Regions from separate parts of the Homo sapiens genome. Here region 1 is linked to region 2. Evidence: read pairs that join two places in POLR2A ChIA-PET (ENCODE). Cell type or tissue: MCF 10A. All regions are shown on one strand.

Region 1 (5,000 bases), 260 kb after region 2:
AAAACTCTGTAATCTGAGATGGGCAAACATGCTCCAAGTCTGTTTACCAAGGAACAAGAACCTCTCTGTGTCTTTTGAGCAGACAGAAAAATTAAAAATAAAATATTTATTTGGGATTTGTCTCTGAGGACTTCAGTGACTGAAAACCAATAGGGCCTCCCCTCCCTCTGTGGAAAGGCGAGTTCCAAAGCCCCGGCTCCCAGGAGAGCCCTATGGTGAGGCTGCTCCAGTACAGCAGGTGGCAGTGGGTGTGGCTGAAAGTGCCTCATCACTTTCATTCTGGATCCTAGGTCTGTAGATGGGCTTTGGCTATATCATCTTTTTAAAGTTTTAATTTGGTAGCTGCTTCAAAAGTTAAGGGAACCCTCAATGGGCAAAGTTAGCATGTGACATATTTGTGTCTCCTCTTTGGACCTTGGTTTTCCTTGTCTGTAAAATGAGGGAATGGACCAGATCACTGCTCCAGAGCCCCAATGCAACTATAGGAATCTGCACTTTGAGGCTTGCTTCTCTCCTAGTAGGAATTCAGTTCCTCTGCCCTAACTTTTCTGCTATAGTCTGGGTGTTATGGGCTGAATTGTGTGTCCCCCACAAATTCATATATGAAAGTCTTAACCAAGTATCTCAGAATGTGAGCATTTTTGGAAATAGGATCTGTATTAGTCTGTTTTCACACTGCTAATATTAAGACATACCCAAGACTGGATAATTAATAAAGGAAAGAGGTTTGATTGATTCACTGTTCAGCATGGTTGGAGAGGCCTCAGGAAACTTACAATAATGGCAGAAGGGGAAGCAAACATGTCCTTCTTCACATGGTGGCAGCAGCAAGAAGAAGCGCCCAGCAAAAGGGGAAAAGCCCCTTATAAAACCATCAGATGTCATGAGAACTCACTATCACGAGAACAATAGCATGGGGGTAACCACCCCCATGATTCAATTATCCATCACCGGGTCCCTTTCACATGTGGGGATTATGGGAACTACAATTCAATATGAGATTTGGGTGGGGACACAGCCAAACCATATTAGGGTCTTAAACGAAGTCATTAAGTTAAAATGAGGTCATTAGAGTGAGCCCTAATCCAATATGATTGCGGTCCTTAGAAGAAGAGATCAAGACACAGACAGGCACGGGGGAAGGACACGGGAGGATGCAGGGATAAGGTGCCCTCTGCAAGCCCAGGAGAGAGGCCTCAGGAGGAACCAACCCTGCCAGCACTTCAATCTCGGACTTCCAGCCTCCAGAACTATGGGACAATACACTTCTGTTGTTTAAGGCAACCAGTCCGCAGCACTTTGTTACGGTAGGCCTAGCCGACTAACACCACATGATATCACAATGAATGTGCTGGGCTGTGAAAGAAGTTCTGTGTGTTTTTCTTAACAGACTTGGATTTTTGGTTTTAGCCCAAAAAAGACTTTTCTGTAGCAGGATATTTAAAACATTATGTTTGTTTATTTTTTACAGATTTCTTTATCATCTGATGTGAAATAAGCCGTGTTAGTAAAATAACTCCTCTTTATCTTTACTTGAAGGGGGTTTCACAATTTTGACCCAGAGGGCTATTTTTCTTAATAGCTATGGATTGTCATCCTGCTTTTTTTTTGTTTCTTTTTTTTTTTTTTTGACGGAGTCTCGCTCTGTCACCCAGGCTGGAGTACAGTGGCATGATCTCGGCTCACTGCAACCTCTGCCTTCCAGGTTCAAGTGATTCTCCTGCCTCAGCCTACTGAGTGACTGGGACTGCAGGCGCATGCCACCACACCCAGCTAATTTTTTGTATTTTTAGTAGAGACGGGGTTTCACTGTGTTAGCCAGGACTGTCTCAATCTCTGGACCTCGTGATCCGCACGCCTCGGCCTCCCAAAGTGCTGGGATTACAGGCATAAGCCACCGCGCTCGGCTGTCATCCTGCCTTTTAAGAAATACTGTCATTATCTATAAAATTCATTAAAGGCCAAATAGCTCATTGGATAAACCCGCAGGTGATGGCACATGTATAAAGAACTTCAGACCACACAAGCAACCCCAGATATGGCACGGTCCAGTTTTTCTTGAGTATTTTTGGCTCTAAAGTTGATTGAGTCAAACATCATTTGATTGAGTTACAGAAGGACAAACAAAATGATGAACAAAGGTCACCACTTATCACCTGCTGTTTAAGATTCTCATATTCTTACTTGAAATAAAGCATACCATTACCAAAGTGGATTTTTCTTTCCTTTCGTATCAGCATTCTGATTCTTTTATATAACAGTCACATGTAATTGGAATGTAGCATCAGACACACAGGGAGCATAGTTTGTTTCTCTTTGTAAGCTCCATTTGACCACAGCAGTGAAATTTCCCAAGAACGGTGTTTCCAGATCAAGACTACTCACTTGAGAGCTTAGAGTGGTCCAGGTTTTGAAGTGCTGCATGTCTGAGAAACAGATCATCGTAGACACTGAGAATTGGGGCACATCCTTCCTTTCCTATCTGACGGTAGACATGCCCCGTAGATGCTGGATAACAGAGACAGATGATTCAGATGTAGCACCCCGACATGAAACCAACCGTGGAAATACTGATAAAATCACCTGTTTGCTTTTTAAAATATGCAACAACATGAGTAAATGACTAGTTCATTTTATCAGCCCCCTTTTTTTTGCTGTCATATAATTACACGAATGAAAATTGATACACTTTTTAAAATACAGCTTTTCAAAATCCCATCTTGAGGAAAAAAGCTTGGCCAATTAAGAAGGCTGAGGGGAGGAACTGCAGGCACTTTTATTTCCAGCTGTCAACAGGATGGAAGAAATATGTCAACTTATTTATATTTATTTATTTATATGGGTGATGAATAAGTTAAGGAATGCTTCATCTCAAACACAGATTGCTTTTATTTTAGCTAAGTTAATGTTTCAGTTCCATATATATTTTTGAATTTCCATCAACGTCAAACACCATTTTTTTCTTTCTTCTTAAAAAAAAAAAAAGATTTACAAGCACTTTTACGGCACTCAAGAAAGTAGGCTGAAGGTTCATAATAATAATTTTCCTTTTAAAAAACATCCATCAGACCAAAATAAAATCATTTTAATTAACTCCTTCCTGAGTAACTAAAACCTTGGAATGTGCTGAAAGGTTATAATAAATAAGACAGTCAAAGATCAACTAGCTTAAAAGGTATTTTTTAAATTAAACTATGTAAAATGTACAATATGTTTCATGAAGTACAAACTGTTGGGCCCAGGGCCAAAAAAAATGTTGTCATGTTTGCCAAATAAACTGAAGTACCTTGACTTTTAGGACCTAGAGGGTGTTGGCTGGGACAAAATAACATTAAGGCCCTGTAAGTAAATCCGTCAGCATCTTTTTTTGTGAAGTTATAATGATCACTGCTGAAAAGAAATGCCTTTGAACACACAGGTAAAAGTACCCAGATAAACTTGCAGTAAGAGGATGAATGTTTTTGAACGACCAATTGTCCCAATGTTCTGACAAGAGCAGAGAAAACACAGCCAACTCAACTTTATTTTCAGATTGTGAGATTGCACAGTGTGTAAACTTATCATCATTCTTTATATGGAATTTCATAGAAATGACTCACAGGGTACCAGGCAGCAGTTCTTGTACTGGTTTTGAATATGATTGATAGCTGTTCTCCAGGTTGCTTCTGAAAGTATGCCTAATGGTAGGGCCCTGGTCTCTCTGAACAGGACAAAGGATATTTCCTCCTCTAAGAACATTTCCCTTCATCACTTCTCTGCCCCCGTCCTCTGAGGCAGAAAGAAGGCCCATGAGCGGCCAAGTGCTGGACTCTGTGCCTCTGTGGTCCCCGCCTTCCCTGGACTCCTGTGGGCTGCAGCCTTCTTAACACACATCTCATGATAAAGTAGCTTCAGTGCTCACTCGGCAGGTTCCAAATGACTTGCTTTATATCTTGGCTACAGTCCAATTTTAGTGAAGGCAGAAAAAATTCTAGAGAGACTTTGTGGTTTATGAAAAGTATAAAATGTGTAGCTTGTGTAAAGTCAGAGTCTTATTTACTATTAACTACTCCCAACTCACACATTTGCTAGGGCTGGCTCTAGGGGACAAATATGAAATAGACAAAATTTGTGGCAGTGTCCTTCCTGCTGCCACCACTGAACCTCGGCTTCTTAGCTAGCTGTTTATCGTCTTCCCAGGAGAATGTGTATTTTCAGCATTTTTTTTAAGGTGAAAATATTTCAGAACTCAAAGCAACAGATTTCTAATGACTGAACCAAGGCATCATTGATAGGTGGCAGGGGAGGGGCAGTGGGAGGTGGAAAGAAGACATACCTTAGGACAGTGAGACTGCCCAACATGTACTCACATCACATTGGAGGCAGCCACTTACTTACAAAGCTGGCCAAGCAGTCTCTGTCCCAGAAGCTCTTGCTGCTTCTTTTTGATGTCTCAAGTAAGAGTTCTCAGGAGCACACAGGTCCCATAAGAAATGGGACTCTACCTGCACAGAACTCAGGTAGTTCTCGGGTAGCTCTTCCACCTGCACAGAACTCAGGACCCCTTTTTACTGAAAACAGGTACCTCTTAGGGAACTAGAAGTTACAATAGTACATAGTACCAGGTCCTATAGGACCCAACTTGGCCAGGGGTGTGTTTGATAGATTACACACCATCTGTGGTCAGGCTCAGAACTTCTGCTGTAGGAGTCAAATGCCTGAGCTAAATTGGTTCCTAGAACTTCCATTAAAGCAGTGTTGGGAGAAGATGTTTCATATTGGGTGCAAAAGACACAGCCATGCCCTTTCCCTGATGCCACATGACCTTCAGATTTATCTGTCTTGTCTACATTCTTCCTTACACAGCAAACAAATTATTTTCCCTGCTAGAGTACTTTGATATCTGTCAGCACGGTGCTTTGAAATGGAATGTCTCAATGGAGCTGGCCATGCACTTTGACCTTGAAAGGTACTCCAGGCTGTGGATTGGTTGGGGATGCGGCACAAGCTGACTTGCTCTT
Region 2 (5,000 bases):
AGCCTGCAAAGTGAAGTTACCTTAACTCTTCTCTCTTCTCTTTCTTTACCTTTACCCAACTCCTTGAAATCGCATCCATTTTGTAATTAACATTCCTTAAAATACAACTTCTAAGACTCTCCTCAATGGTTATTACAGTCAATACAGTCCACAATTACTTCCATAGTTCTGAAATAAAATGTCAGGACAAGATTTTTCCACGAAGCTTCATATGGAAACTCATTTGGTGGTGGCAAAAATCTGAGTTGAACCGATGTAAGGTTATTTACAGGCTTGATTTAGCCCACTTACTGTGAATATTTTCACCTTCACTGCAGAGATACTAGTGTCTAGTTACAGGATGATACCTCAGACCTTGCTGGGAGAGTTATGTAATATACAATATACACGTTACCTTTCCCAAATCCAAAAATGTTTGAATCCCAAAACACAGCTGGCCTCAGGGTTTCAGATAAAGCATTGTGGACCTGTATAATATTATTCTAGGAATCCTAATTTAGGCACCCTATACTTAACTTTCTTCCTGATACTCTCTCTTACCTGACTCCATGCATCTCAGCTCCCATACCACCAAGTTCTATTATTTTTTCTTTCCAATATCTCCTGCAATTTTACTCTATCTCTAACTGCTTACCACCCTATCCCTATCATCAAACATATAAATGACCAGACCCACTGCTTAGCTCCCTGCCAGTCTTCCCACCCTCTGTGTAAGTATAGTATAAGAGATTAAGAAAGTTTCCTATATAACCACTTTAAATATTTCACTCAATTGCAGAGGAATTTAATAAACTGAAACAGATAAATAATAAAAGAGGAAGGATAGTGACTGTGGTGTTACAAGATGAGTTTCTGTTATTTTTTTAAACAGTTTATCTACAATTGTGAGCTAAGAAGAGTTTGACCCTTTTTTCTAAACTGGTTGAAACTTTGAAATTTTCTATGTTAACACATCTATTCTGTAACTGAAACAAAACAAACAAATGAACAAAATTGGCAAGGCTCCTTTCCTGCTTATCACTTCAGCTAAAACCCCTCAGTGTGGTTTTTCAATGCCTTCTCCAGTTTGGTTCCACTAGATCGGGGGTCATGAATCCCTCTGGCAGTCTGGAGAAAGCTACAGAGTCCCCCTCAGAGTGGTTTTAAATGCATAAAATACAATATCTAGGATTATAAAGAAAGCCAGTTTTACTAAAATATAGTTGTTTTTGAAAATATGGTTTTAAATGCATAAAATATACATTACTAAGAAAACCAATTATACCGAAACAGTTATCAAGTGTTTTTAAAAACCTTGTATGTGATATATTCATACATATGCTTCTTTAGTAATAATACAATAAAATCTAGTGGGAGTCTAATAAAAACCATAATTCTGAAGTAGTAATATGCATAAATTATAGAGATATCAACAGCTGTAATCTGAAAATATCTGTGCTTTTTCTATTAGTAATAAAAGATATACGTACTGCTAATATTACTGTAGTCTGCCGCTTAAAATCTTATTAAAAGTAAATGCTAAATTTCAGTTCAAAGTTCATAAAAATATAAAGATGTCACTTTTTTTTTTTTATCTAAATGCATGCAGCCCTCTAAATTGTATCCCTGGATCCCTTCAGGGTCTTGCAGATTAAAACTACTCTATTAAATTCACCTGCTTCTATTTCCCAGCAGTCCCCACACCCTTAGGAATCTGGGCAGGCCTGTCTGAACATGTTCAACCCACACTTTCCTTTCTTTGCTTACTACACTACTGCCCTTGCTTAGAATGTTATGTCTTCACCTTGAGGCTTATCAAAATCTTAACTACCTCTTCAAAACCAATTCCAATTTCACCTTCTACTTGAATTCTTTTTATCCTGCTTCAGCCCACATGGATCTTTTCCTACAACTACTAATGTAGCTGTAGGTCAATGCTTTATGAATCAACATTTAATTATTCTCTTACAGTCTACTTCTGTGTCTCTTCATCTAAGTTATAAGATCCCCGGAGACATGTGCTATGTGCTTACACATAGAACACTGCATATACATAATATAGGCACATATAAAGTACTCAGCAAGTGCCCCCAATAAATCAAGCACAGAAGATCATCTGTTTGGCAACTTCGAGTACCAGAAAATACATCAAGATAAGCCAAAAGTTCCACTAAGGAGTTAAAACAGACATAAATTAGGCTTATAGTTCACCTCTATCAGAACCTAGATACTCCTATTTAATTAAGAACCCAGAAGCTTATTTACTAGGCAGCAATGAATTCCAAGTAATAAATCAAGGAAGGAGCACTAAAGTCAGCACAAGACAATGATTCATTCCAAACATATTGGTTAAGCACTACTACGTGCCAGGCACTGTTCTAGAATCTATGATTCAGTTCTCATATAGCAACTTAGTGCCAGGCCCTGGACTAGAACCCGGGGTTCCTGACTCATTCTGAAGCTCTGAAACAAAATGTTTATTTCTATCTTCCAGAAAAGGTTTAGTATGCAGGGTAAAAGTGGGGGAGGGGAGGAGGTGTTACTATTTCAGAAAGCAGCAAAGTATGTGAAACATTATAAAGAAATAGATTTGGAGGTATGAATATCTATATTTATCTACACACAATATACATAATATATTGTAAAATCTCTATAAAATCTCTAAAATAGATTCAGGAGTAAGTTTCAATCATTTTATGTACTTACTACCTAAGAATACTAGATGAATGAGGTGTTACTCTGCTTATTAATATTTTAATCACAAACACTTCATAAAATTGTATTTTTCTTCAAAGAGCCCTGCCAAGTTGCTTCATTTATTTGATGTAAAAATAAAAAACTAGGTCAGGTATAGTGGCTCATACCTGTAATCGCAGCACTTTGGGAGACCAAAGCAAGAGGATCACTTGAGCCAAGGAGTTTGAGACTAGCCTGTGCAATACAGCAAAACCCTGCCTCTACAAAAAGTTAGAAAAAAAGTATTAGCCAGGCATGGTGGCTGGTGTCTGTAGTCCCAGGTACTTGGGAGGCTAAGGTGGGAGGTTAAGGCTGAGCCCAGGAAGTTAAGGCTGCAGTGAGCTATGATTGTACCACTGCCCTCCAGCCTGGGTGACAGAGTAATACCCTGTCTCAAATATATGTATGTAAATATTATATATATGTTATATATACACACATATATTTTTTATATATATAATACATACATACATACATATCTATATATAAACTTTTCTACCAATTTCCTGGAGGTGAGGTGGGGTGGGGTGGTAGTAATGATGGTAGTAGATATTATTCTAAATAATCTTCACCTTTTTCCCTGGGGAAACGGACCAAAAGAGGATAATGAGAATGTGGGTAGGAAATGGGGAATTGGTCTCCACAAATTTCAAGCTCTACTGCTGACTGTGACTAAAAAAAATTACTTTTCCTAAAGGGAAGTTCTTAGACTAATAGCAATGGAATTCAGTGAGCGAGTGAGGGAAGGAGGGAGGCGGAAGGGAGGGGTGGGACTGGAACAAGTAAACTAATAGCCTGACAATACCATGCTGGCAACCTAAAGTCACCTTGTCCAAAACTCAACTCACTGCCTCCTACTCACTAATGTATTTCTCTGTTAATTATAAATGACATGCTTCTGAAGCTAGAAACCTCAGAGTTCTCAATTCTTTTCCTCTCCACATATAATCAATGGCAAAGTTTCACTGATTACTTTCACAAAAATTTCTCTTTTCCACCACAATGTCCTTGTTCAAGTATGTGTTATCTGGGCAATCACCTAACACCATGACCTCTTGTTTGACTGCTTGTTCTACTCTTAAGGTTTTCTTTTTTTTTTTTTTAAGAGACAAGGTCTTGCTCTATTTTCCAGGCTGGAGTGCTGTCATGTAATCATAGATATGCAGCCTCGAACTCCTGGGCTCAAGTGATCCTCTCAACTCAGCCTCTTGAGTAGGCAGGACTACAGGTGCACTTTACCTGCCGAGTTAGTTTTTTATTTTTATTAGAGATGGGGTCTTGCTATGTTGCCCAGGCTGGTCTCAAACTCCTGGCTTCAGCAATCCTCTTGCCTCAACCTCTCAAGACTCTAGTATTACAGGCCTTATGCCTGGCTAAGCCTTTCTAAACTGTATTTCACAGTGGTAACAAACTTGGCTAGCTTCCTAAAAACTGGCTGAATCGTGTCACTTTCCTCCCTAAGAAAGGCAAGAGATTTTGTAGAGATACGCTGTAGTGAGTTTCAGCAGAAGGTGCTGACACTGACACAGGGAATAATGAAAAAAAGGTAAGAGAGAGGAGACCTGAGGATGAAGAATTTAGAATAAGTCAGAAAAATCAGGCAGAGAAAATGTTGGGAAGAATGGTATCAAGAAAGCCAAGTGAAGAGTTATAACAAAAATGATTATAAAGTTTAAAGTTTATTATTTTTATAATTTTATAGCAATAAATTTTCTATTAATAGCTTACATTTACTAAGTGCTAGGCACTAGGTCAAATGACTTATAATGCATAAACTCATCTAATGCTCCCAATAATCATGTGAGGCAGGCACCTCTATACGAGACTCAGTTAACTACACAGTTTGTCCTACTAGACAAAGAATTATTTTATACAGCTCCCTTTCCTTATTCCCTGAGATGCTTAATGCAAAGCACTTAAACATTCTTACTATGTTGGTGTCAACAATACCAGAGAAAGACATTCTTTTTACAAACTTTACTAATTTGCCATGGACTAACACAATATATGTATCTGTACACACAGACACATAGACACACACACACACACACACACACACACACACACACACTATGGATCTGGAAATAAAAGAATATATGGTTTTAAAAATACCCAATCTCCTAATATTTAAATCTGCATTGGAATAGTAAGGGCTAAGGGTATTTTTGTCTTGTAAAGCTCAAAAGTGGAAAGGTATATAAAAATACTGAAGAGAAACTTGGCCTATACATCTACCATCTACCTGAAAATGGGCAGAAGGACTGCGTAGAAGACAGACAGATTAA

The links. Peaks named below come from ENCODE experiments on the same cell type or tissue, not always from the same donor. Only the 100,000 strongest peaks of a DNase experiment are listed, where the experiment ranks them.
Region 1: POLR2A ChIA-PET joins it to region 2 with 11 read pairs; 4 of 35 experiments call an interaction of 5 or more read pairs at or near these places.

What each region holds. Positions count from the first base shown.
Region 1 is chr6:149,074,862-149,079,861 of GRCh38, reverse strand. UST (uronyl 2-sulfotransferase) reads right to left here. Exons shown (of 8, transcript NM_005715.3): 8 at 2,872-5,000. Among named protein-coding and RNA genes, the nearest start is that of UST-AS2, 45 kb to the right of the region's middle. In MCF 10A, no CTCF peak of the experiment used is centred here; no DNase peak of the experiment used is centred here.
Region 2 is chr6:149,333,495-149,338,494 of GRCh38, reverse strand. All of the region lies in intron 1 of TAB2 (TGF-beta activated kinase 1 (MAP3K7) binding protein 2), which reads right to left. Among named protein-coding and RNA genes, the nearest start is that of TAB2, 18 kb to the right of the region's middle. RefSeq lists an enhancer at 1,633-1,782. In MCF 10A, no CTCF peak of the experiment used is centred here; DNase peaks (open chromatin) are centred at 1,714, 2,374, 3,474 and 4,134.